2 separate regions of the Mus musculus genome follow, and region 2 is linked to region 1. The links are chromatin loops, found by intact Hi-C in ENCODE. Cell type or tissue: heart. All regions are shown on one strand. Links, peaks and the distances in the headings refer to the core of each region. The heading gives the core; the rest is flanking DNA. Region 1 has its middle 38 kb from the start of Gm20753. Region 2 has its middle 88 kb from the start of Zcchc2.

Region 1 (11,613 bases), core at 4,882-8,881:
AAAGAGATTAAACAACTGTGGTGGTTTTGAATGAGAAATCTCCTCCATAGGCTTATGCATTTGAAAACTTTCCCTAGTTGGGAGGTCACACTACCTTTAGTGGGCGGAGCCTTGCTGGGGGAAGTGAGTGGGGGGGTGGAGTGGAAGGATTTGAAGGGTTTAAAGCCTTGCTTTGCTTCCAGTTTGCTGTCTCTGCTTCCTGTGTGTGCAGTTGGGACACAATTTCTCAGCTCCCTGTTCCTGCCACCATGTCTCTCCTGCCACTATGAACTCTAGCTCTGTAGAACTGAAAACCAAAGTAAACGCTTCCTTAAGTTGCCTTTGGTCAGTGTTTTATCACAGCAGAAATTAATACAGTCACTGCTATATGGGGCTGTAAAATGTTCCCAAAGGCTTGAACCCCTGGTTCCTGGATGATGGAACATATAGGAGGTAAATGCGAGATAGAAGTGGGTGACTTTCAGGGCAGGCCTTATAGGCAGGCTTATAGAAACCTCTTCTTCCTGGTCGTCACCATGTGACAGTTAGCTACTATATACTCTTTCCATAGTGGAGCAAGAATATTCAGCTGGCATGCTCTTTTCCCTATAACAGACTGTTCTTTCTCAACTAGGAGTCACAAGAAACCCTTCTTCCTTTAAATTGTTATTAGGTATTCTGTGCTAATTAAACAGCACAGATGCTGTTCTGTATGATAGTGTAATGGTAGATATAGATGCCACACACTTGTGGAACCTAAAGGATGTACAGCTGGAAGAGGTTTTCATGAACTACCAGAACAACTTTCTTTTAAAAAAAATATTTATTTTATATTTGCTAGTACACTGTAGTTGTCTCAGGCACACCAGAAAAGGACGTCAGATTCCATTACAGATGGTTGTGAGCTACCATGTGGTTACTGGGAATTGAACTCATGACCTTTGGAAGAGCAGTCAGTGCTCTTAACCACAGAGCCATCTCTTCAGCCCCTCTCACTACCACCACCCCCCAATGGGTAGAACATCCTACCAAGAGCTGTGAGGAAACACAGGGCTATAACTATATCTCACTATAAATGATAACACCAAATCCAGCTGAATACTCATGCTTCCCATCGCAGGTCACAAGTTAGACCACAAAACAATCGCTACATGTCTTAAATAGTAAAATAGTGAAAGCAGTTTCCTGAGCTACCACAGGTGGGAAAGTATCAATGACAGAAGGGAAACTGCAAATATCACTCATATATAGGAAATAATAGAAATTTATTTGAGACAAGGCGTTACTCTGTAGCTCAGTCTGACCACAGACTTATGGCAATCCTCCTGTTTCAGCCTCCTAGTGCTGGGTTTATAGGCAGGAGCCACCATGCCCAGCTAACAAAAGACCTAAAGAAAAAGGAAGCAAAGAGGAGAGCACAAAGGAGATTCCAATATTTGAAAATGAGTTGAAAACAAAACACAACATGCTAGTAAGAGTTCAGAGGGAAGGTTACAATGTCATATGTTGATAGTAAAGGATGTGCTAGCTCTGAAGCCTACAACCTAGCTTCAGATCTCAGAAAGCAGAGACACGATTGAGCAGATCAAGCCCAAGCTTGCCAAGGAAGTGGAAAGATTATGGCAAATGATCTCCTAAACTACAAAAACCAGCTCAATCAGTGAACACAAAAGGCATTTCTTTAAAAAGATCAACAAAACTGACAATTGAGGGGAAAAAAAAAAACATAAGATACAAATAGTTAAAACCAGAAATGCAAGTGGGCACAACAATGCCAGCCACCCAGTGTGAGTGATGTGTAGTGAGGTCAGTGCCCTCAGACATTGCTCGTGGGGGTCTTTTGTATGACTTGGCCACCTTGATTACGCAGCGATAATCATCACATGACCAATATTCTACTCCCAAGTGTTCTCTCTTGAAGAACTGAAACAAATGCTTTAAAGCCACACATAACTATGCACAGTAGCTCTGTTCACAATAACTGGAAAAGTGGAAGCCCACAGTGTTCATCCACTGGATACAGTCTGATACATTCCTACCATAGAAAGTACTTACTCATGGAAGCAATGGTAGATCAGTCTATAAACATGGATGAGTGAGTCTTGCAACCGCTGTGTTAAATGTCAGCAGCCAGGAAGAAGCCCACAAGGCATCCCACATATGTAAAATGTTTGGAGTAGATACATTCATAAGCACAAACAAGAGACTGGTGTTTGAGTCATGAGCTAGTGAAAGAAGAAAATGAAAAATGACATTTTCAAAGCAGAACAGGGACAGGAAAGATGGCTCGGCTGTTAAGAACAGTTGCTGATCTTCCAGAGGACCCAACTGTAATTCTAACTCCAGAGAATCCAAATCCTCTTCTGGCTTCTGAAGGCATTGCATGCACGTAGTACATGAACACATACATGAACACGCACACACAAGCACACACACAAGAATAAGTATATATGTAACAACAATGGAAGAAAAGGAGGTCAGAGGTCATTGAATTGAAAAAAAGCAAGGGTAGAAGGACTGGAGGGAGAAAAGGGAAAGAGAAAAGCGATTTAATTATATTTTAATTGATGAGTTATTTCACCACCAGTGAAATGAGCCAATTCAAGCCAGACTACAGTATATTAAATGCAGTATTATTGAGAAGCTGCTCTCAGGCAAGTTCACTGGCCCTGAGGACTGCACCCAACAGTTACCTAGCAACAGCCAGGTAGGCCTGGCTTGCTATAAAAAGGGGTGTTTGGCCCATCCTTGCTCTCCTTCCCCCTCTCCCTCTTCCTCTCCATGCATTCCTGGCTGGCCTGTCCTCCTCCTCCTCCTCCTCCTCCTCCTCCTCCTCCTCCTCCTCCTCCTCCTCCTCCTCCTCCTCCTCTTCCTCTCCCCTCTCTGTTTATTCCTTTCTCAACTCCCTTCCCATGCCCTAAATTAAATTCTATTCTACTATACCTGTCTATGGCTAGCTGGTACCTCAGGAGGAAGGGATGTCTCAGCATGGGTCTGCCGAGGCACCTCTCCCACCTCACCATACCTCGCTCTACAAAACATATCCTGGTCTTTTTATAAAACACAACAGTCACCATGGGAAGGGAGAGAGAGGTGAGGAGAAAGAGAAAGAGAGTAAGAGCGCCAGCAAAGAGAGAAGAGAGATGTGCAAGATGGAGCAGCGAGAACAAAAATGTCTGGATTATACAGGGAGAAGCTTCTAGAAGAAGTTCAGGGTTGGGGCATCGTCTACCAGGTAGGGACTGAGGGATGCTGGGAGGACTTGGAGGCCATATCTGCTTTGATGTACGGAACCAAATATCCCAGCCTTTTGTTGATAATAAATGAATACAGGGTGATATAATCGCCTTTTAGCACTTCTTGCTGACATTGGGGGCCTGTTATGGGATGGGGAATAAAAAGTTGTGATGTTGGCCAAACCCAGGAAGGGCTGGTTGTTTCACTGCTGCCCAGGCTGTGGGACCACCTGGGGGTAGGAGATGTGCAAGATGGAGCAGTCTGTGTGTCTGGGCCTGAGCACATTGTGGGTAACTGTTTTGGAGCTGGCCTGGATGCAGGTTCTGAGGAAACATTAATCTCAAAAAATATTTTTAAAAACAGCTAAGACAAGATGTGACCCTTGACACCTATGAATTGGAAACGTGTAAATAAGAGTTTAGTTGGTATAATCCTGTCAAGAATCTAAAAATAGAGTCATCTTCGCTCTCAAGTTGGCCAGAAATCTGACAGTGTCCCTATAAGAAAAAGGTGACATGTTTGCTACATTGTGACATGACAGAGACTAAGATGTTTTGTCCCATAAGCCTGAGAGCTTCAAGGACTGGAGAAAGGCCTGTGGTGAGTTTCTCTTTCAGGGCCTTTAAAGGCAGTGCCTCTGTGAATGCCTTCATTTCAGAGCCGTGGCCTCCTAAAGCTGAGTGATGAGGTCCCTCAGTTTGTGACACATGAGTCTCCACTGCTCTATGGTTTTGTTTCTGTGGTTTTAATTGTGCTTCAAAATGTTAAATGGAAAACTCCAGAAGCCAGCACTTCATATGTTCTAAACCACACCCCACTCTGAGTAGTGGGATGCAATCTCGAGGCACCCTGATACATTCCTTCTGGGAAGTCATTATTTGTCCAGGATGTCTGCCCTGAGCCTGGTAGTCACTTAGGAGCTATCTCCTTCATCAGATGTGTATCCTTGCAGGGCCTGGGTGTCGGACTTGATGTAATCCTCATTTCAGACAAGCACTGGAGGTCCTGAATGCACCTCCTGAAGATAGAGATGGATTGTTGTTAAATTGTCCCAGCCATCTAAGAAATACATGCTTTCTTTAAACTCAGAGTCTCCAGCAAGATTAAGAACCAACACTGTCAGAGAAACACACACAGGAATCATTTGTACAAGCAAACAGGACATCAGCACGAAGAACAGACAACTGTGACTGTCTTTGTGTACATTGTTAAGGTGTTTATCATGTGAAATACTCTACCACATTTCCATGCAAATGTTCAGTCATATCATCATCTTTTGCTTTCATATTCGGTCAGCTCTACATCAAAAGTAGAAGGAACTGCAGGACGGCCAGTAGGGAAAGGTGTGAGAAATTGCTTTATTGATTGATCGATTGATTGATTGATTGTTTTAAGTAGAAGACAGCATTATTTTCAGGAGTTTTCTTTTATGCACATTGTTGTCATTGTTCTGGGTTTAAGTGGTTCTGGGGACCAAATCCATGCTCTGCTCATGATAGGCAAGCACACCACGACTAAGCTACAGCCCAGCCTGGTTTTCCTTTACTCAGTCAGGGAATCTTTTTTTTTTTTTCTTTCTTTTCTTTCTGGTATGCTTTTGGACTTTCAGAAAGGTCTGAGGGGTGTGAGGGTACTTTCTCAAAGGCATACTAATCCTGGGTTATGTTAAAGTCCTTTTACATGCAAAGTGCTCATAGGATCACAGTTAGACAGCTTGGTGATAAGGGATTGTGAACAGCAGAGGAAAACGATTGCCATCTAAAAATGGTCTTAAAAAACATTTTGGAAAAGGGCAAAGTTGAATAAATCATTGGATAAAAATCATGCTGTCTCACCTTGATGTAGTATAGAGCAGCGGTTCTTAACCTATTAGTTGCCACCCCTTTGGGGGCCCATTCACAGGAGTCACTTAAGGGCATCAAAAAATACAGATATTTACATTATAAATCATAATAGTAGCAAAATTACAGTGATGATGTAGCAATGAAAATGAATTTATGGTTGGATATCATCACAACATGAGGAACTGTATTAAAGGGTCACAGCTTTAGCAAGGTTGGGAACACTGGCAAACAAGTTTTGGGACAAAGAAAACCATGTGAGCAGACTAAAGGCCACCCATAATGTCCAGGCCCCAGTCCCCAATGTGTGGATGCATTATGTTGTATGGCAAGGGGAACTTTAGAGGTGTGACTCAGTTGAAGATTTGGAGATGATTATCTTGGTATACCCTGAACACACCCACAAGAGCCCTTAGAAGAGAAAGAGTGGGGAAGACCAGAGGGCCAGAGCAGGACTGTGTGTCGTGAGATCACTAGCTTTGAAGACGGAAGGCACCTTGAGCCAATGAATGCAGGTGGTCTCAGAAGCCGGAAAAGCAGGAACAGATATCCCTGGTAGCACCTACAGTCTGCAGAAGGAACATCTCTACAGCCTCCTTGATTCTAAATGTACCACCTCAACATTCAGTTCAGATTTCTGACTTCAAGAACTCCAAGATAATGAATGTAGGTTGTTTTAAGCCACTAAGTGTGTGGTAACTTAGCACAGCAGTGGTAGGCACTGATGTGTATTCTTGCCTGCTCTAAGTACACAGGAAAGGGAGGAGGACACTGCAGGAAGAGCCCCACCTTCAACATGGATACGAGAAAGATGGCTCTCTGGGTGTGCAGGCTCAATGCAGGGGTTCTGGCCTTCCTAACACCACAACCCTCAACTTCCTTCTCATGGCAAGATGGTGTCTGACCCTGAGAATTGTCTCAATTATCAAATGATATATGTCATCTGACAATTGACAAGGGGAGGCTTTGTGACCTCACAGGACACAGGTTGGATTAATTTCTTTTAAAAAAAATTAAAAATAAAAGAAAGATTTTGAACCCAACAAGAAATGCCAGCCCTCTACATAGGAATTTTTACTCTGCTACAATTTCAGGACATCCAGGAATATCATGGACAAAAAGATAACCCAAACAAACCCATATTTGGTCTCCTTGTGTAATTTTCAGAATGAGCAAAGGCAATAAATGAATAACGGATGATTAATGTGGTTGTAATTATTATAATTAACCAACTAAAAGAGGATTGTGCCCAGCTTTTATCCTACATCCACTTGAAAAGTGCTTTATTTCAGAAGATCCCTATTTTGGAAGCATGTAAAACTCTGAAGGCATCAAAGTGGGCTGCCTTAGCTCAGAATAGCAGAGTCTTGCGTGTCACCTCAGGACAAAGGCAGTGTGTAACTCACAAGGTCTGGAGGTTAGCGCTGAGAGTAGGAGCCTAATGACTAAAGGGGAGTGGAGGAGGGGGGAAGCAGTATCCTCTAGGGAAATCAGACATATTTGGACATGTGTTCTCTCTGCAAATGGCTCTCAGCTGGCTTCAGGCTTGTCATTAGACCCTCCCTACCCTTGTTAAGCAAGACCTAGCGATTGTGTGACCCTCAGATGTAAAACGTCTGTTGTTCCAGAAAAAATCTCTTTGATTAGTTAGCAAATTTGATTCCCTTGTGTGTAAGTGACATGGACAGTGCAGAGCCATGTGAGCAAGAAGGATGGCCAGCATGCTCCCATGTTTTCAGCCCTCAGACCCTTTGTCCCTATGACTTGTTCCTCCAGGGGGTGGGGGCGGGGTGGGTGGTAGGAGGTGCTACTACAGCCACCAACCCTCTGCTCCTTGCCTGGCTCCTATCCACAGCAAGCCCTGGAGAGCTGAGGTTAACAGTGAGTGGTGCCCTGGCACTTATGGGCTCATCCATGCAGCTACTCACTGTGATTCATTTCTACAGGAAAATACTTTCTAATTTTCATTAACAATTTACAACTTGCCAGTAAGTAGTTGAAGAGGAAGCCTCAGTTGAGGAATTGCCCAGATCAGATCCACTTGTGGCCATATCTGTGGGGAACTGGCTTGGTTGTTGATTGGCGTGGAGGAACAGCCCGTTGCTGGTGGTCCTGGGCTCTGTAAGAAACTGCCAGTAAGCAGCATCCTCCATGGTTTCAGCTTCCTCTCCTACTTGAGCTTCTGTCCCGACTTCCCTCAGGGAAGGACTAAACTAAATAAGTCCTTTCCTGCCCAAAGTTGTTTCTGGAGAAAGTATTTTATCACAGCAACAGAGAAGCATCCTAGAGCATGTAGAAATAAGATGAAACTAGAAGCAAAACTATATAAGAAACGGAGGAGACCAACAGGAAGGGAGAAGAGGGGCAGGTAGCTAGGTGTCCATCCTAAATATGTAGAAGATGGCCTCACATAACTCCATATGATGACTAAAATAAATTACAGAGTAGTATATAAATTCAAGTGTTATTGTGTATGGTGCACGTATATGAACAGAAGCTCTAGAGAAAGTTTCCTCAGTTCAAATTCCCACTTTGAACCAATAATCAACTTTCCTCTCCTCTCCCCTCCCCTCCCCTCCCCTCCTCTCCTCTCCTCTCCTCTCCTCCCCTCCCCTCTCCTCCCCTCTCCTCTCCTCTCCTCTCCTTTCCTTTCCTTTCTACCTTCTACTTCCTGCATTTGCTATCAGCCATCAGATTTTACTAACTGATCAGAGATGATGGAAAACAACTTTTACACAACATTGAGACAGGGGATGCTTGACAAATGCCACACACGGTCCAGACTGCAGCCAGATCTCTGGGCACAGTAATCAGCATCTGAATACACAGTGCATAAACCCATCCCCCAACATTTGTGGGTTGTATAATAAACCCTATTGTGAAAATAAAGCCCATAAAACACTTCTAAATTAATTTTGCCTTTTTATTTCTAAGATTAAATAAATATACGATACTTATTGTATAGATTAAAAAGTATACAGTACCTATGCTTGCTCTGCTATGTGCAGCAGAAGATTTTGAATGGCTAGTAATGGTGGTTTAATAATGCCATCAGATGTTTCAAAAAGAAAACCAACTCTGCCCAATAATGACTCTTTGTCTTCATAGAATCTGTGAAATCAATATAAACAAGTACATTTGGTCAAAGATGAAATATCTGACATTATTGCTGGTTCTATTTTTGATTCAGTTTCCACACACTGTTAAAAATAAAATATTTCACAGAAGTAATTTAAATATGATTTTTGGAGGAGCACTGAACTGTGGGAGAAATCGCATACTCTTAATACTGTTAGAAACCCAAATGGTCTTGGCAGGGATGTCTTGATGATACATTCCACATGGCTAATGAAAGTAAAAATAGACAAGTGGGGTGATGTCAAACACAGGAGCTGCTGAAGTATAAGAGAAGCGAGAGGGAAAAGATGGCATAGAGTGGGAGGCAATATTCGCAAGGTGTATGCCCGAAGTATCAGAGATGTCCAAGTGTGTACAGAGGTCTTTGGGGCAGGTGAGAGGGTTCAGTGGGTAAAAGCACTGGATGCTTGTCATTCCCAGCCTGATGGCCTGACCTGGATTCCAGGACATTATGCAGATGTGGAAAGGAAAGAACTGCCTCGATAGAGTTGATCTCTGACCTTCCACATGCATGCCATGACATATGTGCTCCCGTATGTGATGTGTACACACGCGTGCACATACACATACAATAAAAGAACTCCTATGATTCAATACCATAAATAACCAAATAAGTAGCACAATTATAAATTGATCAGAGTACACCACACACACACACAACGCGCGCATGCGCGCGCGCACACACACACACACTTTTAAAAAATATAAATTTCAGTTTAAAGGAGAGAAGTTCTAAAAGTTGTCGTCCTGCCACCATATGTGCCATGGCACTCGTGTGCACCCCAGCCCAGAAAATAAGTCAACAAGTAAAAATGTGACAAAGCAATCAAATACACAGTTCTCACAGGACAGGAGGCATATCAATGGACATCAGGCCTATGCAGTATACTAGTACATGGATGATTCCTGAGGACATTGTGCTGAGTGAGCTAAGCTGACTCAGAGGAGGGCATGACTTAACAAAGTGGGACATCTAAGTCAGTCACACGCACAGAAGTAGAAAATAAAATGATGTCTACTTCAGGCTGAGAGAGGACTAAAAAATGAGGTACTGATTGATAGTCAAAGAAGTTGACAGTCACAGAAGATAAAAATGACTTCCATATATTCACCAACAGTGTGTATATATTTAGCAATACTGAACCAAATGCTTACAACTGGTTATGAGTTTCAGTTTGTGCCATGTGGTTAATAGAGTGGGGGTGAGGGTTGAGAAAGGGTGTCATCTAGCTCAGGCTGGCTCATACATAGCTAATGCTAGTGTTTAGCTCAGGCTGGCTCATACATAGCTAATGCTAGTGTTTAACTCAGGCTGGCTCATACATAGCTAATGCTAATGTTTAGCTCAGGCTGGCTCATACATAGCTAATGCTAGTGTTTAGCTCAGGCTGGCTCATACATAGCTAATGCTAGTGTTTAGCTCAGGCTGGCTCATACATAGCTAATGCTAGTGTTTAGCTCAGGCTGGCTCATACATAGCTAATGCTAGTGTTTAGCTCAGACTGGCTCATACATAGCTAATGCTAGTGTTTAGCTCAATCATGCCTCTGCTTTGTTAGGTTTATTTTTTAACCAGATTTTTTTAAAAAAGTCACATGGGGCAGAGATATCTTTAGAGTTGTTTGTGGCATGCATATAATCTATACCCAATCAAGCTACAATCGTCCTTAAATAGAAATGTTCGTTGACATAATGTGTAAATATATGTATAGACAAAACAAACTGCAGAAATGCAGTATTTTGCACACACAAGTCTATGAGGAAGCTGATAGTGGATGAAAGTTCCCTGTATAGGAAGATCTTGCTATTAAGGTCTACCTTAATAGGTCCAGACAACTCCCCTGAGCTTTGTGCAAAATGGAGGACCCCCTTTCCCAGCAGAGCTTCCTTTTCTCTGGCTGACCTCATCTAGGGAGCCTGATCCCTACATCCTCTACCTGAGGAATGTTGCAGAGTCCTCAGCGAAATTACAAGTTCAACTTCTTTTCCTGTCCAGCAAGCACCTGAAATACCTCTCCATGCAAGTGAGGCGTTCCCAGTACCTTAAGCTTCAACCAGTGTAACCTTCCCACACTCCAAACCCTTGTTCATCCCAAATAAAGACCACAAGCTGTTTCATTAAATACAAGCTAGGAGAGCAGTAACACTGCAATTCCCTGAGAAGCCCCTCCCCCTCCTGGCACTCATGGTGGGACTGAGATCTGCTGACCTACCTGCTTCATCCTTTCCCACCTGGGATACAGTGGTGCCTGGACACCCCAAGGGAGGAATCGGAACTCCGAACTGCATGCCTGGAACTCCATTATCATGTGCTGATCTAACTCTAGTTGAGCTGTACTCATAGACACTGTCTTCTAACCCACAGTGGAGAAAGTCTCCTTCTCATATGAGAGGGTCTCCATAGACCCTCGTGCTGTGAGCTTATCTCATCTTGATGCTCAAAGACTTTGCTTTACACATGTCTCTCCTTGTCTCTCCTTATTGATTTCTCTCATTCACCATCTTTCCCTTGCCCTCTTGCTTTCTTCCTCTCTGGGTCTCGTGCATTACAGGCTGCCCTTGAATCCAACATATAACCAAGGGCGTGGCCTTGAACTTCTGTGTCCTTGGATGTTGGCCACCACTCCTGGTTTATGTGGCACTGGGAATAAGATCCAGGGCTTCTTGTGCACCAGTAAAGCCCTCTACCAACTGAACTACACCCCTAGCTCAAACCACTTTCATCATCAACATAAAATATATTCTAGCGCTTTTCATCCCCTAAACATTTCCTCCCTTGGTGATAGATTCACATCTAACTATCAGCCTGCCACTCTCAATTTTCTCAGTAAACCTCCCTGGAGAGTTAGTCATAATTCATTATGACTAACTAACATCATTTCTCTTACATTCATTTCTTCTTCCTGATCTGCACTAAAGCCGTGCTTTCTATTGACCCATTTCTCAAATTCAGTGTCATTCTTGTGTTTTGAGACAAGGACTCATGCTGAACTTAGAGTTGAGAGACTTGTCAGGGTGTCCCTGTACTCCCAAGACTTTAGCTACCAATAGGTGTCACTGCGTCTGGGTTTTATAGAACCGCTAGGGATCTAAAACTCAGGTCTTGGTGCTTGTGTGGAAAGATCTTTACCTGGTGAACTACCTCACTAGACTTCTTTGCCTTTTAAAACATGATAACCTCTCAGTCATGAACCATTCATACTTAGGAGGTGCCCTGGGTTCCCCTGTGGAGTTGGAGCTATCATGGGCTTCTGCATCCCCCGAGGGAGGTTCTCTGTGTTGCTGTTGAAGTCTCATGCCAACTTCAATATTCGGTTCCCTGTATTAAATACAGTCTTGCCGTCTACCTCTGTTCCCTACTGCTCACAACTGTTCCCTTTAACACAAAATACACCAGAGGTATCCATCCTTTATATTA
Region 2 (11,613 bases), core at 5,041-9,040, 55 kb after region 1:
TCACCTGGAACAGTGATCTGATTGCAAGACATGCTGGTGCAGTAGTGCCACAAATGGTATGGGAATAACTAAAGCAACTAGCCATGATTTTTAAAACTTATTTAAAGCCCCATGAGATGGAAGCCATGCCTGACACTGCTAATGTGACCAAGAGCCTGAGACTAGATATATCATGGGCTGTGGAGAAAACCTACAGCTATTGTTCTGCTTAAGGATGATAGCAATAAAATGAATCCTAATGACATTCTGCTACACCCACAGATGGGCGAATCACTCAACCATCATCAGAAATTCCTTCTGTAGATGGGAACTCATACAGAGAACTAGACAATGTACAAAGAGTAAGAGACTTTCGGGCACTCAGTCTAAATGGAATGCCTTAATCAAGCCCACCCCCACCCCACCCCCCAAAAAGAGCTCAGGGATCTTTTTGGAAGAGGATACAGAAAGATTGTAAGAGCCAGAGGGGATGGATAATTCTAAGCAAACAACATCTTTTAGACACAACAGGAATAATACACACATGAACTCACAAGCCCTGCATGAATTTAAGCCAGATGGGTCCCAGTACTGAGAGACGGAAGTGGACCCTGGGTCCCACCCCTAACCAAAAAGCTATCTATGATTGATAACTGCTGGAAAAGGGAAAGTCATTTTCTCCAATGAAGTCTCTCTGGGTGTGTGAAACATCTTTCAGGGCAGGCCTCATGCCCAGGAATGGTTGGCCGACAGAACACGAACTCAGTGATGCTCTTGAGGACTTTCTGTTTAGTTTTGCTTTGTTTTGACTCTTTGCTTGCTTGTTTGGATTTTCACATTTCTTTTGGCAGTTGGGGGGCTTATGTTCCTTGTTTTGTTTTGTTCCTGGTTCTTGGCTTTTTTGTTCATTTGGGCTTTTTGAAAGAGAGACAAAAGAGAAAATGGAATTAAAGTTGGGTGCACAGGGAGGTGGGGAAGATCTGTGGGGAGTTGGGGGTGAGGAAACATGACCAAAATATAGCATATGAAAAACATTTTCAATAAAAATACTTTAAAAAGCATATTGCATCCAAGAATTTCAGTGGAAAAAAATATGAACTTGGAATGGTCCAATGGATTAGAATTATACAAGCTAAATCCAGACTGTGAGCACATAATGGCAGACTCTCCCATCGGATAGTAGGTACTTTGTGTTTCCTGGAGTTTGGACAAGGCCTTACAGCTTACACAGGTACATTGAGTGTCAGCAAATAAGAGGTGGAGTTTGTAAAGAGTGTGTAAATGCAGTGTGCTTTTAATGCAGTCACCGCAGAGGCACTATGGGAAGTTCATGTAGTGAGATGCCCTCTGATCTCAGATAGAGCCCCTACTAAAGAGGCAAGGCCATTCAGCACTGTCCAGGCAAGCCAATCAGAACCAGTTCAGAAGAAGCACCTGACAGTACCTGCCAGGAATTGTGTTTCATAAGTGTATCGTATAGCAAAAACAACCAGATTCAAATAGGGGATACAGAAGAGATAAATCTCAAAGGAAACGTGACTAGGTCTCTGGACATCAAAAATAAAGCTTTCTATTTAACAAGGTCCTGTAACAGGAGAAGAGCTTATGCAATGCCTTGCAACACTGGGAGGAGGGACAAATATAAAATACCTAAGGATCACCTACAAACTAGGGAGAAAAGCAGTCAAAAGTATGAATAAAACATGCAGTGCAAAAGTGGAGTATCTAATAAATACAAGACGAGACTCAAACTCATTGTAATCAGAGTTACCCAACTCATGTTAAAAATGAGATATTACTTTACAACGACTTGGCTAGTAAGAAACAAACACTTGCACAGTGTAAAGGATAGAATATATTGCACCATGAATGGGCAGGAGCCACTCCTGCTGTTACCCTGACAGAGTTTGGAAGTAGTGAGAATATGTATAGGTATATCTATAGTCCACCATTTGCTGATTCTCAGTGACACCTAAGTAATTGTCTGCAGGTCAGCAAGTGGCATCAACTGACATCGTAAACATGTGGTACCAAGTTACTTTTTTATTTTGTATTTTTATATATCTATTTTTTTTTTTTTGTGGTGAGAAGGTCCGATGTGGCCTCAAGTCACTATGTAGTAGAGGAAGATCTTCAACTTCAGATCCTACATCTCCCCCAGAAGTGCTACGGTTACAGGTGTGCACCATCTTGCTTGGCAAGGCATGGTCTTAAGTCTCAGGCTAGGGTGATCTAGTTGGGTTAGTAGATCACTTACCTAGCATGGAGGGAGACCTGAGCTTGATTGCAAGTATGGCATACACTAAGGATAGTGGGGCAGCCTGTGACTCCAGCACTTGAGAGATGGCAGGAGGATCCGGTACTTCAAAGCCATCCTCGTCTACATAACAGATTTGGAGCTAACTTGGGAGGAGACCAGGGCTGGGGAGAGAAGAAAATAAGAAAGGAGGGAGGTGGCAGTTATGCCTGACAGGGACGCTGGTGAATGTCATAGCTGATGAAACCCATGTTTTATGTTCTGTCAACATAAGGAAGACTCTCTTGTTGCTCGTGGCTTTTCTACGTAGCTTTTTAGAATGGCAGCTTCATCAAGAAGACTCTTAAGGTCATAGGCAGAAGGTACGCTTACAAAACTCTTGCAAAATTATTGTCCCTTAGCTTCCCATCCAAGTTTCTTTTCTTCTTCCATTGGTACCACACTAGTTGGTATGAGATGCTATCTAATGAAGCATAAATGCCCAGTGGAACAGCAAGTAACACCACAGGCATGCTTCTTTGTCATACAGGAAGAAACTGTGGCAACTGTTCTCATGGGCTTGTTGCTTAAATTGCCCATTAAAAAGCCAATGGCTCTCCTGACTGGTTTCCTTGACACATTCTGTGCTCTGTGTTGCTGCTGCATTCTGATTACTGCTTTAAATACAAAGTTGGTGACTCTACAGGGCTGCATACCTCATACCACTAAAGTAGAATTTCTTTCAACTAGTTTATATCCAGATATAAAACCAAATTCCTCACATGTGTGTTTACTCATACCTTAAAAAGCTATTCATCCTTTCGTCACAGCTCCAAATTTTGTCTCTGTAACTCCTTCTATGGGTGTTTTGTTCCCATTTCTAAGAAAGGGTAGTGTCCACACTTTGGTCTTCATTCTTCTTGAATTTCATGCGTTTGGCAAGTTGTATCTTATATCTTGGGTATCCTAAGTTTCTGGGCTATTATCCACTTATCAGTGAGTACATATTGTGTGAGTTCCTTTGTGATTGGGTTACTTCACTCAGGATGATGCCCTCCAGGTCCACCTATTTGCCTAGGAATTTCATAAATTCATTTTTTTTAATAGCTGAGTAGTATTCCATTGTGTAAATGTACCACATTTTCTGTATCCATTCCTCTGTTGAGGGGCATCTGGGTTCTTTCCAGCTTCTGGCTATTATAAACAAGGCTGCTATGAACATAGTGGAGCATGTGTTCTTCTTACCGGTTGGGACATCTTCTGGATATATGCCCAGGAGAGGTATTGCGGGATCCTCCGGTAGTACTATGTCCAATTTTCTGAGGAACCGCCAGACTGATTTCCAGAGTGGTTGTACAAGCTTGCAATCCCACCAACAATGGAGGAGTGTTCCCCTTTCTCCACATCCTCGCCAACATCTGCTGTCACCTGAGTTTTTGATCTTAGCCATTCTGACTGGAGTGAAGTGGAATCTCACTGTTGTTTTGATTTGCATTTCCCTGATGATTAAGGATGTTGAACATTTTTTCAGGTGCTTCTCTGCCATTCGGTATTCCTCAGGTGAGAATTCTTTGTTCAGCTCTGAGCCCCATTTTTTAATGGGGTTATTTGATTTTCTGGAGTCCACCTTCTTGAGTTCTTTATATATATTGGATATTAGTCCCCTATCCGATTTGGGATAGGTAGAGATCCTTTCCCAATCTGTTGGTGGCCTTTTTGTCTTATTGACAGTGTCTTTTGCTTTGCAGAAGCTTTGCAATTTTATGAGGCCCCATTTATCGATTCTTGATCTTACAAAAGGATGGACCATCTAGTGACTGCCATATGCAGGGATCCATCCCATAATCAGCTTCCAAATGCTAACACCATTGCATACACTAGCAAGATTTCGCTGAAAGGACCCAGTTATAGCTCTCTCTTGTGAGACTATGCCGGGGCCTAGCAAACACAGAAGTGGATGATCACAGTCAGCTATTGGATGGGTCACACGGCCCCTAATGGAGGAGCTAGAGAAATTACCCAAGGAGCTATAGGGAACTGCAACCCTCTAGGTGGAACAACAATATGAACTAACCAGTACCCAGGAGCTCTTGTCTTTAGCTGCATATGTATCAAAAGATGGCCTAGTCGGCCATCACTGCAAAGAGAGGCCCATTGGACTTGCAAACTTTATATGCCCCAGTACAGGGGAACGCCAGGGCCAAAAAGGGGGAGTGGGTGGGTAGGGGGTTGGGGGGTGGGGATGGGGGACCTTTGGGATAGCATTGAAAATGTAAATGAGGAAAATACCTAATTAAAAAAAAATTTTAAAAAAAAGGATATACAAACCATCACAAGGACCTTTCAAATCCTTAACATGATGAAATTAAAAAAAAAAAGCTATTCATGCAAGAACTAAATATAAAACTACAACTCCTCAAGTGTGTGTATATGTATATGTAAGAGAGAGTGCTCATTTTTACCTAGAAAGCTATTCGTGCAAGGACCATTTATTTTTTTCTTTCAGGGTTTCTCCTGGCCCCAGTCTGGTCTTGTTACTCTGAGTTGGTTAGCATACATAATATCCCATAAAGAGATTATCACTGTGAGTGTGGTGAGTCTGGTGGGTGGGACAGTTTCAGAGTCAGTGACTGGGTCTACGCTAAGCAGGTACGTGGGCAGAATCCAGGGAGCATATATAGAAAGTGAATAAAGGAGATAACCCAGAGTTTGTTGCTCTACCAAACAATTTCTCTGCCTTTTATCTCAGACTGTGTTGTCCAATGACAATACAAAATGCACGCAAAGAAAATAGATCTAAGATGTTATGGTTTCCAACCAACAAAGCTGTTCTCATGAAGGGAGAAATCCCTACAACAAGAATCCTCCACCAACACTACCATCAACACCAACACATACTATTTTTTTAATTTTGTTTTCTTATTCACTTTACATCCTCCTGGTCATCCCCTCCCAAAATCCTTCCCCTCTTGACTCCTCTCCTTCTCTGAGCAGGTGGGAGCCTCCCTGGGTATCCCCTAACCCTCAAACCTCAAGTCAATGTGAGGCTTGGCACATCCTCTCCCACTAAAGCTAGACAAGGCAGCCCAGCTAGAAGAACATATACCATGAATGGTTTTTGGATAGCTCCAGCTCCAGTTGTTTGGAACCCACATGAAGATCAAGCTGCATGTCAGCTACATATGTGTGGGGAGGCCTAGGTCCAACCCGTGTATGTTCTTTGGTTGATGGTTTGATAGGAACACCAACCCACAAAACTTTCGACTCAAAATTTATCCTGTCTACAAGAAATGCAGGGATGGAGAGATTGAGGGAACAGCCAAACAATAATTAGTCTAACTTGAGACCAATCCTATGGGCAAGCACCAATTCCTGACACTATTAATGATACTCTGTTATGCTTGGAGACAAGAGTCTAGCATGGCTGTTCTCTGAGAGGCTCCACCCAGCATCTGACTCAGACAAATACAGACACCCACAGCCAAACAGTAGATGGAGCTTTGGGACTCTTATGGAAGAATAGGAGGAAGGATTGAGGGCCCCAAAGGGGATAGTAACTCCATAGGAAGACCAATATCAACTAACCTGGACCCTTGGGGCTCTCAGAGTCTGAACCATCAACCAAAGAACATGCCACTTGTAACCTCAGTGATTCACTAGTGCTTAGTTTCACAGAATGAGAGACAGTTCCATAACTGAAAAACAACAACAACAACAACAACAACAACAACAACACACCTCAACAAGCCCCAGTTCCTGTAACAAGAATTCTCCGTGGGGAAAATGTGGTCTCAGGTTAAATCATGATGCCCTAAGGAAATCTCAGAGCAATGAGCAGGGAGAGAAGGGGGGGGGGGCCCTCACTCTGATGGAGTGGTAGTCATCATAGACAGGACTCCTGCCCAGCCCCTAACACCACTGTCACTAAAGGTGAACCCACATAAACTTTTCTTAATAAGAACATTCCTTAGAGAAAAGCAAAAAACAAGTTTGTCTTTTCCTCTCCATCACTCATCAGTGGAGCTTGAAATCTCCCAGGAAACTGCGATGAAGCCACTTTTGTCCCAGTCACGGTAAGGCTTAACTGCAGACAAGCAATGACAAGAAACAAACTCAGATCCACAGAAGATCTGGGTAGGTAGAAACAGAATCTTGTGTTCTGTTTTCCATCCCAGGTCCTGGGCCACACCCACATTCTTGAAGCCCTTCGGAATTCCTTGTGCTGAAGATCTTAAGAACAATGCTCAATCTGTCTTAGAGACTCATTCTGGTGTCCAAGAATACTCACTGTCAGGAAATTTGGCTTTGTGAGTAAATTCAGACTCCCCACACACCCATTTCCTTTGACTCTGATCTCTGGGGGAGATGGGGCACGCCCAGTGAACACATGAAGGTTGTCCCCAAAATAGCCACTGTCCATCCGCAGCCAGCTCCTCTGCTCCAGGATCAATGGTCTCAGCTCTCTTATTCTTCTCTTGGGTCTTACTCTCTGAACCAGACCACCCATGCCTCATCATTAACCTGTGTGCTAGTCTGTTGCTACTAAGGTGACCAATTCTTCCAGCTTGCCATAGATAGACTTCTGGCTCAGACACCAGAATGTAGGACTTACAGGGCTCAAGTCTCCAGTAAGTGGGCTATGCTGGCCCTGCTGGCTGTTTTGAGAAAAGAAATGCTCTAGTGGATGAGGGGCCATCCAGTGACAAGAGGGACTTTCTCAGTGAATATCGTGGGACTAATCTAGAGGGAAGGAGGCACTCTTGATAACATGTCTGTGGTTCGATTTCAACCCAGACTTCCATCTACAAGGGACCTCACACAGCACACATATCCTTTGATGTCACTGGAGGGAGTTCTGAAGAAGGAGCAAGACCAGGAGCAGATATAAAATATTCGAGGGGGGTGGAAAATGGGGCAGCAATGGGAAAGAAGTTTCCAGAAAACAGAAAAGAGCCTGATGCAGACACAAGAAAGTGAGTAAGGGGCTGGGGGTCTGGCAAGGTTGGTTGAGTGCTTGCCTGGGTTTGATTCCCAGCACCACATAAACCAGGTGGGTGATACACACCTGAAATCCCAGCACTCAGGAGCTAGAGGCAGGTCATCCTTACCTATGTAGGGAGTGTGAGACCAGTCTGGGCTACAGAAGTGCCTATAGAGGGACTGAAGAGATAAGCTCAGAAACATATGCCAAGAAAGGGAGACACTGACCGTTGACTAAGGAATAAATATTTATGAGAGTGGTCAACACAGACACTGTGAAGAAAAGTAGAGGTTTTACTCTACCCGAGGGGCAGCAGCCAAAAACAGCCCTGCCACTTCTGCTTGCATGTCGTTCATCCTTAAGAAGAATGGACCCTGGATTTCATAGACTAATAATAAAATAAATGACAAATTTAAGGGTGCAGATCGTATGATGTGAAAAGTCCCTTCTGTCTCCTCTACCAAGATCATCCTTTCTCAATGTGAAGCTCCCTGTCTGTCGTCAAAGAAAAGACGGCTGGTTAGTTACCTCTTTTTCCTTCCGGGCCTTCTTTATCCTCCAGGTCCCAGTTGTCTGAATCTCCTGCATCTGCCTCTTTCCCAGAGTTTCTCTCTCTCTCCAGAAGTCCTACCTTACTAGCCCGCTTTTTGTTATAGGCCATAGGCTTTTCATTTTAACCAACCAGAAGGTGATGGAGAACACTGCTTACAAAATACTAAGGAAGGAGATGCTTAACCGAAATCCAGCCTGTAATCAGATCTTTGCCGGTTCAGAAATCAGCATTTGAATAATTTAAGGATAATCTTTATACAATGCGCCAAAATATTCAAGTGTCCTTGCTGATCTCACAGAGCATCCAAGGCTCAGGAGGAGTATGCAGCTCCATTGGTAGAGTGCTTGCCTACCACGCATGAAACCCCAAGCTTATCATAAGCCAGGTGTGGTAGCATAGACCTGCAATCCTAGCACTCCAGAGCCGGAGGCAGGAGGATCAGAACTTCAAGGCCAGCCTTTGCTACTGTATAGAGTTAAAGGCCAGTTTTTGATCATGAGATTTTGTCTCCAAAAATTTAAAAAAAAAAATCAAGTAAAGCTCAAAGATATTAAGAAACTGCCCCATGATCAAGGGTGAAAGGTGCTTTTAGTACCAGTCTTTTGGCTTTAGGGCTGGTGTTTTAAACCACTATCATACTTTTTCTAAACTTGCCTCTTGACACGTGGAACCCAGATGTTGTAGAGTCTAAAATCTAAACAATTTGGAAAGGGTTTCATTAACACCCCACAAATTTTGGTTATACCTCCAACTGAAAAAAAAATACAAGGGTCACCCTAAGACTTTGCTTTGTAGTACATGTGGCAGGGGGTGGGGAGGTAAGGGCCTATATATGTGGAGGCCAGAGGTTGATGCCAGATGCCTTTCTTGAGAATTCTCCATCTTTTACACGGGGCAGAGTCTCTCGCTTGAAGTCAGAGCTTGCAGATTAAACTTCTGTAGCTAAGCAGCTTTCTCCAGGGCTCCCCTCCTCCTAAGTGCCTGAACTGTAAGCAGGTCACCTGTAGAAGTAACTTCAATTCCTCTTATGTAATTGTCATATCTGAGACTTACTGCTAACTCAGCTCACCCTTTCTGGTTCTTTCTGAACTCTAGCTGGCTAGTCCAACTTAGCTGTTCTGGCTCAAACTGCTCTCCAAGGTTCAATCTGGCTTCTCTCAGCTTCTCGCTGAATTGCTCTGCTTGGTCTCAAACTAACTCTGGCAATTTGTTATAAGCTTCTGGCTACTCCTTATTCTTCGACTTATATTGTCTCTGCTGCCCTGCACACAGCTGCATGGAACAAACTCAACTCCACTGACTCCCACCTGTTAACTGACAGAACTAAACTCACCTGAAGTGCACTCATTGAACCGCCCTCTAGTTAGATGTCACTTTCAAACACGGTTGCTTCCTTCTACAAAACAAAAACAAAACCAACCTTACCTACATTGTTTGGCATTAAAAGTTTGTACTAACGGTGTGTTGTATTCCAGCCAGGAGGATTAAAGCTATGTGACACACCTGCATTCCAGCTGGATCACACAGACCTAAGAAGATCTCTGGATATGATCCCTAGCCAGAGAAGCCATGTTGCTGGATTAAAATTCCTCTAGAGTCACTCAATATCCATCCAACATGTACATAGGTTCTGGGTATCTGCTCTGTAGTGGCTCCATTGGATCCACCCTGGGACTTGATGCCTGTGTCTTGTGTCCTGGCTCTGTCAGTTCCTTCTTTACACCCAGGGTGGAGGCCGATTCTCTCTGCTGCTATTCATATCTATATTTGTTCAGGGGCTTCCTTCCTGACCCCCCTTTCACGTCAAGATCATCCCCTTTCGGTGCCTTTGGCTTGGATGTCTAACTCCAAGCATAACTCAAAATCCAAACCACAGTAAGATAAAGCCAAACACAGGTTTATTCCTCACTTTTCGTTATCGGGGACTTGGTCCTCAGAGGACAAAGGCTCAGACAAAAGCGAATGCTCCTCAAGTCGTCCACAGGGGATTAAATGACAGAAGCGAAATTGGGCTTTCCGTTTCTTTGAAGCAAGTAAACACTATGTTACTATTTTATCTATTTTCCTCTTTGTTGGTTGTGTTTTAAGGACAAAAGAGCAATGAAGGAAGCTACAGTTTGAACAGTTGTTTTAATTGGTACCTTCAGCTGAATCAGAGAATCTCTCATTGTTACTTCTTGGTAAACATAAGGATTAATTATTAAATATACCCTGAAAAGAAAGAGTGGGTTAGGATAAGGTGTAATTATCAGATCATCTTCACTGGGCATATTGGCTCACGCACTCAGGCAGATCTCTGTGAGTTCGAGGACAGCCTGGTCTACATAGTGAGTTCTAGGACAGCCAGAGCTACATAGTGAGACCTTGTCTCGAATCCCTACTTGCCCACCCCAAAGAATTAGGTAAGCTTTGAACAACAACAACAACAACAACAAAATAACCACAAAAGCAATCAACATGGGGAAAGTTGGGATACTACTAGGACTTCGTATTTTAGGGCTCGTTAAGCTATGGGAGATTATAATTAGTAGCTATAAGGAGGAGGCATAAAGATGAAAGAAAAGACAGGAAGCAGAAGAGTGTGTGAGGCGGCAGAAAGGATGGAAACCATGCCTCATGGAAGACAGGGTGGGACACAGAAGAAACAGGCTAACGAACACCTAAGCGTCATGAGACACACATGCAGGCGTAGACACTGAACACTAGAAGGTAAGAGATAAAGAGAGAATTCCTGCCAACTGAGTTAAAAGGAGATGTTCTCAGCTCCAGCTCCAGCAGGCTCCCTGCAGTGGTGTGTGGCAGATAGGGGAACGGGACTCTGTGTCTCTGCGGTCTCTGTGTTCATGGAGTCTATGGGACTTTGGGGGCCAGCCTGCTTCTCAGATGTCCTGTCCTCTGTGCTTCCCTCTCTGCTACTTAACGTTTACCTGAAAAACTCTGCTGCTGGTATTATCCCCCCCATCTCCCACCCACTCAGAAAAATTCCTTGTACTTTCTTTGTTTGTTTGTTGATTGGTTAGTTTGGTTTTTTGCTTTTGTTTTTTTGTTTTGTTTTGTTTTTGTTTGTTTTTTGACACATGGCTTTGCTATGTAGCCCTGGTTATATGAGAATTCTCTATGTACACCAAGCTAGTCCCCAAATGGCAATGATCCTTCAGAGTGTTTCCTAAGCCGACGTGTGTCACCATGTCCAGTTGGGTTTTTTTTTTTCTTTTTTTAGATTTTATTTATTTATTTACTTATTTCTTTAATGTATGAGTGCTCTATCAGCATGCACACCTGCATGCCAGAAGAAGGCATCAGATCCTATTACAGATGGTTGTGAGCTACCACATGGTTGCTGGGAATTGAAGTCAGGACCTCTGGAGGAGCAGACTGAACCATCTCTCCGTTGGTTTTTGAGATAGGGTCTCGCTCACTCAGTAGTCATCCTGCATTAAATTTCTCACTCAGGTGATACACAAACCGTATTTGCAGGAAAACAAAGGGAGAATAAAAATTCGTTCTCTTGGATCAGGAGGGGGATAAAGTCTGGACTGTAAGACAAAAAAAAAAAAAAAATTAAAGAATAAGTTTAAAAAAAAATCTTTCACCAGCAATTGGTCACCTATATTGTGACAATACATACCTGGTAGTCAGGAGCTCTGGTTTAGCCATTGAAAATTAAAGGAAAATTTGCTAAAATAATTGTTTAAAAGCTCTAGCTCACAGTCAGTATGCTTACACCACAGATAGTGAGGTCTCACCCTGGAAAGACCTAACTCAGAAGCTCTGGGAGAGGCCTGGGAACCTGGGCTTTTAATTGGTACCCAGGTGGCAGTGATGCGGCAGCTGCAGTGACTCCACATACCCCACCCTCCCACC

What was found. Hi-C counts contacts between places; a loop is a spot of excess contacts. Peaks named below come from ENCODE experiments on the same cell type or tissue, not always from the same donor. Only the 100,000 strongest peaks of a DNase experiment are listed, where the experiment ranks them.
Region 2: it touches region 1 in a loop (2.9-fold over the local background); 5 of 42 quality-filtered maps call a loop at or near these places.

The regions. Positions count from the first base shown.
Region 1 is chr1:106,127,428-106,139,040 of GRCm38, reverse strand. No RefSeq gene overlaps it. Among named protein-coding and RNA genes, the nearest start is that of Gm20753, 38 kb to the left of the region's middle. In heart, for the core only: no CTCF peak of the experiment used is centred there; no DNase peak of the experiment used is centred there.
Region 2 is chr1:106,072,263-106,083,875 of GRCm38, reverse strand. It overlaps the pseudogene Gm26509. Among named protein-coding and RNA genes, the nearest start is that of Zcchc2, 88 kb to the right of the region's middle. In heart, for the core only: no CTCF peak of the experiment used is centred there; a DNase peak (open chromatin) is centred at 6,575.